Regions from separate parts of the Mus musculus genome. Here region 2 is linked to region 1. Evidence: chromatin contacts called from ENCODE Hi-C data. All regions are on one chromosome and are shown on one strand. The core of a region is the stretch at or near the end of the contact, and the rest is flanking DNA. Distances in the headings are between cores, read along the strand shown. Region 1 holds the start of Zfp354a (zinc finger protein 354A). Region 2 holds the start of Zfp354c (zinc finger protein 354C).

Region 1 (5,741 bases), core at 1,286-3,785:
GCTCTGTGGCACCAAGAAACTGGAGTGGGGCTGGGCTGGGTGTATTTATAATTTTTTTTGTGTGACTGACAATACCTACTAGCCTGGCCTGGGAGAGTCTGCCACTTCAGCTATCTAGGAGTCTGAGGCAAAAGAATTCAAAGTTCAAGGCCAGCTTTTGCAGAGTGAGGTCAATGTTAGCCTAGCCAATTTGATGAAACTCTGTCTCAAAAGTTAAAAGAGGGCTGGTGTTTAAAAAAAAAATGTTTTTTTTCTTCTATCCCCTGCTCTAGGAATGACAACTCTGGGACTAATTATTTATTATTAGTTGGTTAGGCCATAGCTTTGGCTCATTCTCTGACTAGCTTGTAGCTTACTTAACCCATTCAAACTATTCTGTCTACCACTTAGTTACCTGTCCTTCAGGCTCAGCTGCTGCTTTTTCACATCTCTCTCATCATCTCCTTTTATTTTTTTCCCACTATTTCCCAGAATCCTGTCTCTTCCTGCCAGTGTCCCACCTCCTATTTCCTGCCTCAGCTCATTGGCCATAGTCTTTTTTATTGACAGATGATGCGCGTAAGCGATTTTCTCTACAGAGTGGGGATGTGGCTCAGGGGTGGAATGCTTGTCTAGCCTGCTAGAGGCTCAGGTTCATTCTCCAGTACCACCACCAAATTAATTAAAATAAAATGTTTTGCATGTATTTATTGTGCATATATGAATGTATGTGGCACAGTGTATGTGTGAGGTCAGTCTCTCTTTTCACTATGTGAGTTCCTAGAATTGAATTCAGGTTACCAGGCTTGGCAGGGAGCGATTCACCACTGAGTCTTCTTCCGGGTCCTCATAAATAAAAAATTCTAAAACAATTATCTGTTGGCTCTTCCTGTAATGTCTCTGTCCTGATTGCTATGGATTGTCAATTTCATTAGATTGAGGGGTACCCAAAAGCTTGCTAAAGCCCATATCTGGTTGCGTTGATAAGCCGTATCCACGGAGGAGTCCATCATAAGGGCTGTTACATACACAATGACTTAACCCATTGATGGACTCAGTCTTTCAACCAGTTTTGGGGTGTTATGGAGCTGTAGGGGGTGTGGCCTGGCTAGAGAAGATGGGTTTCTAGGGATGTCCTTGAAGGGTCTATTTTGGCCCCACCCCTTCCTGTTAGCTGCTCTTTGCTTCCTGGCTGCCTTCAGCTCCACGGCTTTCATCTTCCTTGTCCTTCTGTGACATTCTGCTGCCTTGCTCTGAGCCGACAGTCAATGGAGTCAGTCAGGCGAGGACTTTAACCTGCCAACCACGGCCCCAAACTGGCCCTTTATTTTAGACCCTTAAGTTATTCTTCTCAAGTGAGTGTCACAGCCACAAAACTACAACTGCTACAATTCTGCCTCTCCTGAGTTGTTGCCTCAACCCCGTGCTTCATTCTTGTCTGCCCAGGCTGCCCTTGCTTTGCCCTACCCTTCTTTTGTTGTTTGTCTTTTCTTCTTTTTTGTTTTTTGTTTTGTTGTTTTTTTGTTTTGTTTTTGGTCTTATTACAGGTATCTTCTAGATCCCTATCTAATTATGTTCGTGGCTTGTTGTCTGGTTCTTGCCTTTTACAAAAAATAAAGTACTTCAGGATAATGACATTTGTTTTATTCAGTTTTTCAAATGGCTCATAATAGGGCTTGGTGCGTGACCGTTAGAACACAGACTGTACAGCGTACTCTGAAAAGTCAGACCACACACTCCTGTAGTCTCTCCCTCTTTGGACTGAGAGTTGATACAAGCAATGTGCTGTGACATTGACAAGGCTCACAGAGCTAAGTTATCTCTCTCTTCCTCTCTCAGCTGCCACCCTAGCTCCAACAGACACCCCAGACAACCTTGAGTTATAACTTAGCTTGCATCTACTGCCTTCCTACCTTTTCTTTTGACTCCTGGCACACAAGTTGGGCCATGTGTCAACACAAACTTCCCCAAACTTGTAAGAATACAGAATTCCTGTCCTTGGGAGCTGAAGGATATTTGATAAGCTTTGCCCGTCAGATCTCCATCGTGGCTGCCTTCAGCCTGATTCTAATAACTTCCCCCCTCCCCGCTGTTGTTATTTGTGGGAAAAGAAGAATTTTAAGGACATTTATTACTTGTGTGTATGAGTGAGTGTGTATGAGCATGGAATGCATCCGCTGCCCGGAGATGCCAGAAGGGGGTATTGGAACCCAGGCACTGCAGTTACAGGCCATTGTGAGCAACTGATATGGGTAGTGGGGATTGAACCTAGGTCCTCAACAAGAGCAGCAAGGACTCTTAAACCGCTGAGCACCTCTCCAGCCCTACTAATACCTTATAAAAAAAAAAAAAAAAAAAAAAAAAAAAAAGCTCTTCTAAAGGGTACTTCGTGCCAGCTTCCTTTCCACTAACCTGCAACATCTTTTATTATTTACCTAACAAGCAGGTGTTTGATTCCCGGTGTCCACTCTGACCTTCCAAGTAATCTGTGCATCAGACAAACCGAGGAACTTCAAATCCCAGAATCCCTGTGTCTCGAAGTGGACTACATTTCCCAGAGGGCTCCGCGGCCACCACCCTCTGGACCCCAAGATCTGACCCCCCCGTGAGCCTTCGCGGGTCTTAGGGCGTCTGTGGCGCGGCTCGAGGCTAGGGGCCAAGGTCCCCGTGCAGAGTCCTTACCCGCGGCGGCTCAGAGCATATGTGAGGCGCGGCGGGAGCCGGAGGAGGGAAGGTGAGTGAAGGCTCGATATGTTCGGACGTCAGACAGGGGCTGGGCTGGGTTTGGCTCGGCGGCCTCCTGCGCGTCCCCCTCCCCAGAACGCGCGCTCCCAGTGGCCTTGGCTCTGGACTGCAAGTGACCTGCTCCCCACCGCCCGGGCAGTGACCACGCAGGCTGTGTTTTCCGTGCAGCTCTCTTGTCCTGGGCTACTATTGGTCCCCTTTCTGGAGTTTTCCCCTGGTATTCTGGAAATCGATCTCTGACAGCAGCAGTGCAGTCGGGTGGGCAACGTGTTATAAGGAAGAACACCGTCCCTGCCCGTGGTCAATCTGAGGGGGCAAAACCGGAGGCGCCCCCACTGTGGCCGCATTCAGACTTCAATTTCCTTCCCAAAGGGGCTGGAAAGTGCCTGCTGAGATGTGGTGAACAGTCTAAGGGTGTTCACATGGGAGCTCAGTGAGTCCCCTCGGTTATGGAGTACAGTGTCGCCTGAATCTTGCTTCTGGACATCCACGGACAAGAAGACTGGTGACTTGTCGATTCTCTGATGCCCACCCCCAGCTCCTGGTTCCCTCTCTTGAGGCAGAAGAGCCAGGCTCAGATGATGGGACACTTTCGGAGATGCTGCTTCTGACAGGTGCCGAGCAACAGGTACTACTCCTTTCTTCTTTCCACCCTCAGATCCTCCCTCATCTTCACCCATCTTTGGAAGAAGAACCTTCAGAAAGAAGATGGCTCCTGAGCAATGGGAAGCGACATCTCAGGTAAGCACCTTGCCGGTTCATTTCGTAGCAGAAGGAGCGGATTTTGTTTGGTTTTCCTTCTGACAGTTATCCACGCAGTTCAGCCTTCACCGGGTTTCATCGCCCATGCCCTCCTTGGAGCAGTTGGTCCTCCCTCCGTGGGTGGTGGATTCTGTGGGGAGCACACCCCATGTTCACAGTTCCAGTCTTATGTATCTCTTGATAGACAGGCTATTGTTGCCTGGTGCCAGTCTGGTGTATGCCTACAAATTCCACAAGTAACTTGCCAGGTACCTGGGACAGAATACACATACGTACTTGAGAAAATTCCTTTTTTTTCTGGTCCTGCCTCCCGCACTTGTCTGTTTCATTCTCTGCCCTTACCAAAATTGGTTTTCTATTTTTTTCTTCTTTCTTCTTGACAATCCTTATGTTGTTCACCAAGCCTTCTCCAGTCTGTGGTGGTTGGTTGGTTGGTTGGTTGTTGTTGTTGTTTTTCCCACTTTATGGTTTTATCTTTTGCTTGTACAATTTCCATGAAAGTTTTTTTCTTATCGTGTATGTATGTATGATGTGGTGTGCATACATGTGTATATGCGTATTCTCATGTACTTGGTCACGTGTTTGGATGGCTGTATCTCTGTGTGAGGATATACATCTGCACATGTGTGTCAAAGCCTGAGGCTATAGGGTGGCTTCTCCCATGGAGTTGTCTGTCCCTCACAGGTGTCGTTGACATTTGAAGACGTGGCCGTGCTCTTTACCCGGGATGAGTGGAAGAAGCTGGTTCCCTCTCAGAGAAGCCTGTACCGTGAGGTGATGCTGGAGAACTACAGCAACCTGGCCTCGCTGGGTAAGAGAGTGCCCTGTGGGCAGAGACTCACAAGCGAGACCTCGTGCCTTCTCTTCCAAATGGAGATTTCATTGTGAAATCTTAGCAGAGTTTTGCCTTCAGGCCTTACAAATATGACCTTATAAGTAAGCATTGACACACACTTTGCACAGCAGGCCTGGAACTGCCCATGTGCAGTGGAGCGGGCGTGGCAGTGAGGGCACCGCTTCCCTTGGTATGAAGCAAAGGTTCATAGTCTGGGCATCTTCCCAACCAGCAGTCATTCCATGCTTGCTTGGTTCATCTCTCAGCAGAGAGCTTTGTTCCATCTCTGGAACCTCTTGCCCATCTCCTTTGCTATGTGTTTTTCTGCAAAGGGCCTTGTGAGGGAAACATTTGAGGCTTCTGGTTACTGAGCTCATCTTGTCTACAAGCAGGATTCCCGTTTACCAAACCAAAAGTGATCTCCCTGCTGCAGCAAGGAGAGGATCCCTGGAAGGTGGAGGAAGAAGGCCCTGGAGGCTTCTCTCTCGGTGAGTGTGTGCGCAGGCCTGGCAGTCTCTGCAGGCTCCAGTGTGGTGAATAAGGAGAGGGTGCAGCTTAGAGTGTGGGTTGGGAAATGTCTTCAGGTTCTCAGTCCACAAGAGATGGCCGGGGTGGAGGGGGTGGGAGGCTGGAGAGACAGCTCAGTGGTTAAGAGCACTGACTGCTCTTCCAGAGGTCCTGAGTTCAAATCCCAGCAACGACATGGTGGCTCCCAACCGTCTGTAATGAGATCTGACACCCTCTTCTGGTGTATCTGAAGGCAATGACAATGTCTTATCTGTAATGAGATCTGACACCCTCTTCTGGTGTATCTGAAGGCAATGACAATGTCTTATATATATAAAATAAATAAATCTTTAAAGAAGAAAGAGGTGGTCAGGGACTGGGATGGAGCTCAGTGGTAAGAACACCTGTCTAACACACAAAAAGCCCTGGGTTCAACTCCCAGCACGCGCGTGCGCGCACACACACACACACACACACACACACACACCAATGAAACAAAGTAAACAAACAACTCAATAAATTATCCGTAAATTAGATAAGAGCAGTGGAGGGAAACTGAAATCTGGGCTAGCTCTGTTATTCTCTTCTGATCATGTCCCGAATGAATTTCTTGGGGTCTTTTTTTTCTTGTTGGTTGTTTCTGAGGAGGGCTGCGTTTTCAGAGCTCATTTAAGAAGTATGGTATATTTAAGGGATGATAAAGAACTCACTCAGGTTGGAGTTCAAAATGTAAAGGAAAAGGAAACGGTGGGAAGGCTATGCATGTAGGGATCCTGTAACGAGGGCCTTGGTGCTGTTCCAAGAGCTGTGTCCTGGACATGGGAGCTGCTAGCATCTGCACTGCAAATGGCCACTGTACTTGTGGGTAGCTCTCAGAAAGCTGGTTCTAATCAGAAACAATTGAAAGGTCTCT
Region 2 (5,741 bases), core at 1,786-4,285, 230 kb before region 1:
GGACAAGTCTAAGCCAGCCTGAACTTTACAAACTACTGTGTCCTTCCCTTAAAAGTTAATCCAGGAGCTGGGGAGATGGTTCAGTGGTAAAGAGCACTGGCTGCTCTTTCAGAGGATCCAGTTTCAATTCGCAGCACCTACAGTGTCTCACAACCATATATAACTCCAGTTCCAGGGGAATATGGCAAACTCTTCTGGCCTTCACGGGCAACTGGCAACATGGTGCACAGACATACATGCAGGCAAAACATCCATACACATAAAAAAAATAATTGTTTTTCCAAAAGAATTAAAGAGGTAATTAAGCTGGGCCTGTCAATCACCTGGCCAGAGTTTGCCTCTATCCACCTTCTCACCGCCAAACTCTGGTTCACTTGAAGACAGGCTAAAGACAAGGAGGAGTGATTATCCCTTAATGAAATAATGTGCTCGGCCTTCCCAGAAGCCTTTGGGCAGTGCCACCTTGGAGCTTGCCCAACTTTCAGTTATTCCAAAAACTGTAACTTTTCTTTTTATTTATCTTTTTTTCTTTTTGGCCAAAATCCTAAACATGGTTTCCTTGGCATTCTGGGGTTTCTCACCCATTCTCAAAAGCTACTTCCCCCACCACACAACTGTCTGCTGTGGGATGTAGTACCTGTCAATAATAAATCTGACGGCTTATGGCTTAGGCAGGACATAGGAAGTGTAACATCTGGGAGGAGAGAGTTCTGGGACAGTGCCAGGTGAGAGATCCACTTGGAAAGATGTGAGGAGACAGACACATGGTACCTGAGCACAGGTAACCAGCCAGGTGGCAGAACGTAGGTTAAAATAATTGGGTTATTTTAGTTATGATCTATTCAGAGCAGAGCCTAGCTACATGGCCAAGGTATGTGTAACTATATTTTGAGTCTCAGTCTTACTTCTGAGAGCATGGGTCTGGGAGGAAGAACCAGGCCTAACATGTACAGTTTGCCCATCAGGAGCCTGCTGATCTCCGTTGCTGAACCTGCCTTTCTTGTTCCTATCTCACTCCTCCTGGCAGCTGCCAAGACTTACTGCTTGCCTGAACTGTTATTTTTCTCAGCCTCTAATAACATTTTCTTCAAGCTTCTGAGTACATGTCTAGGTTCTTTTATTAATGAAGTTAAGAACCCAAAAGAAAGGGCCAAATTTCCCTGGCAACTGAAGGCCACAGAAGATATTTTAAATTATGTTTTATGTCTGTATGGATGTGGTACCTGTTGATAATAAATAATAATAATAATAAATAAAATATAATATAATAAATAACATAAAATAAAAAATAGAAATAATTTAAAAAATAAATAATAAATAAGCCTTTGGTTTAGGCAGGAAATTAGGAAATGGGACATGAGGGAGAAGAGAGAATTCTGGGATTGAGCCAGAGGAGAGATCCAATGGTAGGGAGACCTTCACAGCTCTGTCTTTGGCTAACACAATGGGGTAGGCACTCCATCTGAAGGACTCCCTGTATAAAAAAAGAAAGCACCTGGGAGGTCTTATGAGGTGGTGGCTATCATCTGTGCTGGGCCTGGCAGAATCCTTTGATAAGTGTGAGGAGGGAGGCTTTTGTATCTTTTCTTTGCAGGTCAGCTTCAAACTGGAGTTTGCATACCCCTGTTAAATGCTAATTTTGCAAGGGAAAAAATTGGCAGGGGCAGAAAATGGAAACACATCCACATCTGAGTCAGAAAGCAATTTATGCAAAGACAAGCTTCACTTACTGTGCCTCGGGCAGCCAGCAAATCCACAGCCATTTCCCTTCTTAGTTTTTCTGCCAAAGGAGAGCCGAGTGCTGACCAAATATGCCTGGGAAGAAAAAAAAAAAAAAGGTGTAGTAAGGAATTCTGGTACAAAGGGAAGGCTTGGAGCCAGGAGGGTAAAGCCACCCACAAAGGGGTCTGGAGAAGTGGCTGTGTGATTAAAAGCACTTCCCTTGTTCGCAAAGAAGTTTGATTATCAGCACCCACATTGGGCTATCCACAGCTACTTGTAACTACAGGGGATCCAACATCCTCTCTGGCTTCCTTAGGTACTGTGTGCTCATGGGCACAGACACACAAACAGACACAAACATACACACATGAAAATAAATTAAGTTTTAAAACCCACCCATAATGGTACCAAATGACAGGAACACTGACAAAGCCAACCTGCCAAAACTACATCCCTTCTGTATATTAATCACTCTTCTTCTTTCTTACACTGATCCCTCCACACCCACCTACAGACCCTTTAGCACCTTGTACAAGATTCGTGGCAATGTCAAAAGGTTGGGCAGGACTGATTTAAAGTACAAAGGATAATGTGTCCAAGCTCTCTGCAAATGCTGTGTCTGTCTACCGCAAGAACTTAAGTGTTGGCTGTTTGGGAATTCCTGGAACCAGTCCTCTGTGCAGCAGAGGTGGGGCTGTGCTGTCGACGTGGCTGAGGTGGACAGCCAGGAGGTTCACAGCCTGCCCAAAGTGACAAGACAGCAAGCATCACAAATGGGAAGGAAATTCTGCTTTCAGTCTAAGGCTCCGATCAAGACTCAGAGAACTCTCGGGCCACAATGTGCCTTGGTTTCTTCTTCTGCACCATAGGCACAATGAAGGGCCAAGGGGCCTGTAACTTGCTATTAGATGCGCTAATTCATTAAGTTAGATTAGACTGCTAGGTATCGGCTGTTGATTTTATGATCTGCATAGCTAAGATGCTACAGAAGATGCACAGGCCTCTGGATCCGCAGTTTGGTCCCAGCCACGCTTCGTGGAGGGCCAAACCCGCAGAAAGATCCCCGAGCCTGAGGCCGCAGAGCAGTCGCCAGGCCGCGCCGGGCTCGCCGGGAAGCCCACCGCCCGCTACGCCCCGGTCGCCCCTCTTCACCCCACTCACGGACGCCGGCGCTCGCTCCCACCACTCTCAGCACGAGCAGTCTCGAGGATGTCGGCCCCAGACGCTCTCTCCTAGCACAGTCAGGATCACCTCCACCAGGAGCCCCCCAAAACGCCGCGAGCAGCCCCGCCACCGGGAGAAGCCCCAGAGAACTACTACTCCCGGCATGCCTGAGGTCTTTTCTGACTACACCTCCCAGAAGGCACCGGGGCCAGGCGCGTTCTGAAAGCTGAGTCGGGTCGTGTTGCACTGCAAATCCAGCAAGCCTGTCCCTGCTCTCTCAGTCAGTCCCTCAGACTTGTTTGCTAGGAGGGTGAAGTGATGTGACAGGACAAAAGTGGAATTTAGGGTTTAGGAGCGAGGTACCCATAGGTACCAGGCCAGCCTGACTGACTACATGTGGACAGCCAGGACTACATAGCGAGACTAAAACCAAAAAAAGTAAAACAAAACAAAACTCTAGGAGAACCCTAGCCCACATCACTAATCATTGTAGTTTATTTTTTTTACATTTTTTATTAGGTATTTAGCTCATTTACATTTCCAATGCTATACCAAAAGTCCCCCATACCCACCCACCCCCACTCCCCTACCCACCCACTCCCCCTTTTTGGCCCTGGCGTTCCCCCGTACTGGGGCATATAAAGTTTGCGTGTCCAATGGGCCTCTCTTTCCAGTGATGGCCAACTAGGCCATCTTTTGATACATATGCAGCTAGAGTCAAGAGCTCCGGGGTACTGGTTAGTTCATAATGTTGTTCCACATATAGGGTTGCAGATCCCTTTAGCTCCTTGGGTACTTTCTCTAGCTCCTCCATTGGGAGCCCTGTGATCCATCCATTATCTGACTGTGAGCATCCACTTCTGTGTTTGCTAGGCCCCGGCATAGTCTCACAAGAGACAGCTACATCTGGGTCCTTTCGATAAAATCTTGCTAGTATATGCAATGGTGTCAGCGTTTGGATGCTGATTATGGGGTGGATCCCTGGATATGGCAGTCTCTACATGGTCCATCCTTTCATCTCAGCTCCAAACTTTGTCTTTGTAACTCCTTCCATGGGTGTTTTGTTCCCAATTCTAAGGGGGGGCATAGTGTCCACGCCCCAACTGGTAAGAAGGACACATGCTCCACTATGTTCATAGCAGCCTTATTTATAATAGCCAGAAGCTGGAAAGAACCCAGATGCCCCTCAACAGAGGAATGGATACAGAAAATGTGGTACATCTACACAATGGAGTACTACTCAGCTATTAAAAAGAATGAATTTATGAAATTCCTAGCCAAATGGATGGACCTGGAGGGCATCATCCTGAGTGAGGTAACACATTCATAAAGGAACTCACACAATATGTACTCACTGATAAGTGGATATTAGCCCCAAACCTAGGATACCCAAGATATAAGATACAATTTGCTAAACACATTGTAGTTTATTTTTACTGTATACAATACACAGAAAACAATGTGACATGGGCCTTGATGTGCATCCCAGGATGGCTTCAGAAAGCAGGAGGATTAAAAAATAAAAGTAATTGATTGAATGCCTTTTGATTTTTTTTTTTTAAATCCAGCTAGCTGCTGAATCCTAAAATCAATTTCCATTTGGTTGGGACAGCAATGGACCTTCAGAGATCCTGCCTACCTCTAACCTCTAGGGTTTCGTTGTTTTGTTTTGTTTGTTTGTTTAAAAGAAAAACATAACCTTAACTCTCTCAAGTTTATATTTCTGATCTGGGAAGTCAGCCTAAAGAACAACAAAAACTCAGCAGTGAAGGTGTTTAAATAGCCCTTCATTGCTAAACCGAGGCTCTCTCAGAAGCCACAGTCTGTTGAGTGAAAAAAAAATCCCAGTTTCAGGTATGTGTTGCCTCTATCAGTATCACTGGCCATAGAGGCCCTCTTACCCTACAAAAGCAATTGTTTCTGGTTTTGTTGTTGTTTTTGTTTGTTTCCAGAACTAAATGAGAGTTCCTGTTGCTGGAGATGTCACGTTCTTTCGTTGCAGGAGCATGGAGAATTCAGGCTTGGCCTGAGCTGGAAGATATCTCCATGTGCTAGCTCATTGTCAAAGTGCTCAAAAGCAGCTGTGCAGGCTCCTGGGGTAGAGCCGATGCCAATATTCTTGTTCAGCTACGAACATAGTATGGGTACAGCCAGGATTGTCCATTTTCATTTAAAGCCTGTTTCACTGGAGAAAACTTCTATTTTCCAGGGCAAAACCTGTGGCTGGGGAGATCCTAGTCCCCAGTAAGGGAAACTACTGCTGTTATTTTGTTTAATAGGTACTACATACCTTCGAACCATTTGAGATTATGGGAATAGAAAACCGCAGCTATTAACATTGGTTGTGGGAGAAAACTTTTTTTTTAAGTGTGTATACTCTCATATGAGTTTAGATGTCCATGAAAGCCAAAAGCTTTCATGCCCTGGAGCTGAAGTTACAGCAAGTTAGAAATCACCCAACATGAGTGCTGGGAATTGAACCAGGGCCTTTCGCAAGAGTGGTACTATAACCTGACTTTTGGCTTCTTTGTGCGTTCTTTTTTTCTCTTACCTTCCCCACCCTTATCCCCTCCAAACCCCCAACACTAGGTAGGAGAGAAAGGATAGAGGGAGAGGGGGTGATGATGTCATTAGACTACTTCCTGCTGATGAGGACCTTTGAACTCCTTGGGGGCAATTTTGATCTTTGTAGTCAGGATATCGCCAACCAGAAACCAGCAATGCAAACAGCAGGAGAGGGGTGAGCTGCCACATCTCTCTCAGGGGCTCTTGTATTTATATACTCTCTTAAGAGTCCTCAGAATTCCAACCGCCATACACTTGCAGAAACTATCTGCAGCTGGAAGAATCATGTA

The links. Hi-C counts contacts between places; a loop is a spot of excess contacts on that map.
Region 2: a map of heart shows a loop between it and region 1 (11-fold over the local background). The contact joins the promoter of Zfp354c here to the promoter of Zfp354a in region 1. A Hi-C loop is called at or near these places in 11 of 37 maps with a recorded cell type or tissue (adrenal gland, gastrocnemius, heart and 1 more).

The regions. Positions count from the first base shown.
Region 1 is chr11:51,056,690-51,062,430 of GRCm38, forward strand. It overlaps Zfp354a (zinc finger protein 354A), which reads left to right and starts at 2,536. Exons shown (of 5, transcript NM_009329.4): 1 at 2,536-2,713; 2 at 3,383-3,465; 3 at 4,171-4,297; 4 at 4,714-4,809. The coding sequence starts at 3,433.
Region 2 is chr11:50,824,696-50,830,436 of GRCm38, forward strand. Zfp354c (zinc finger protein 354C) reads right to left here and starts at 3,036. Exons shown (of 5, transcript NM_013922.4): 1 at 2,884-3,036; 2 at 1,731-1,815. The coding sequence starts at 1,763. It also overlaps a transcript of Zfp879 not described here.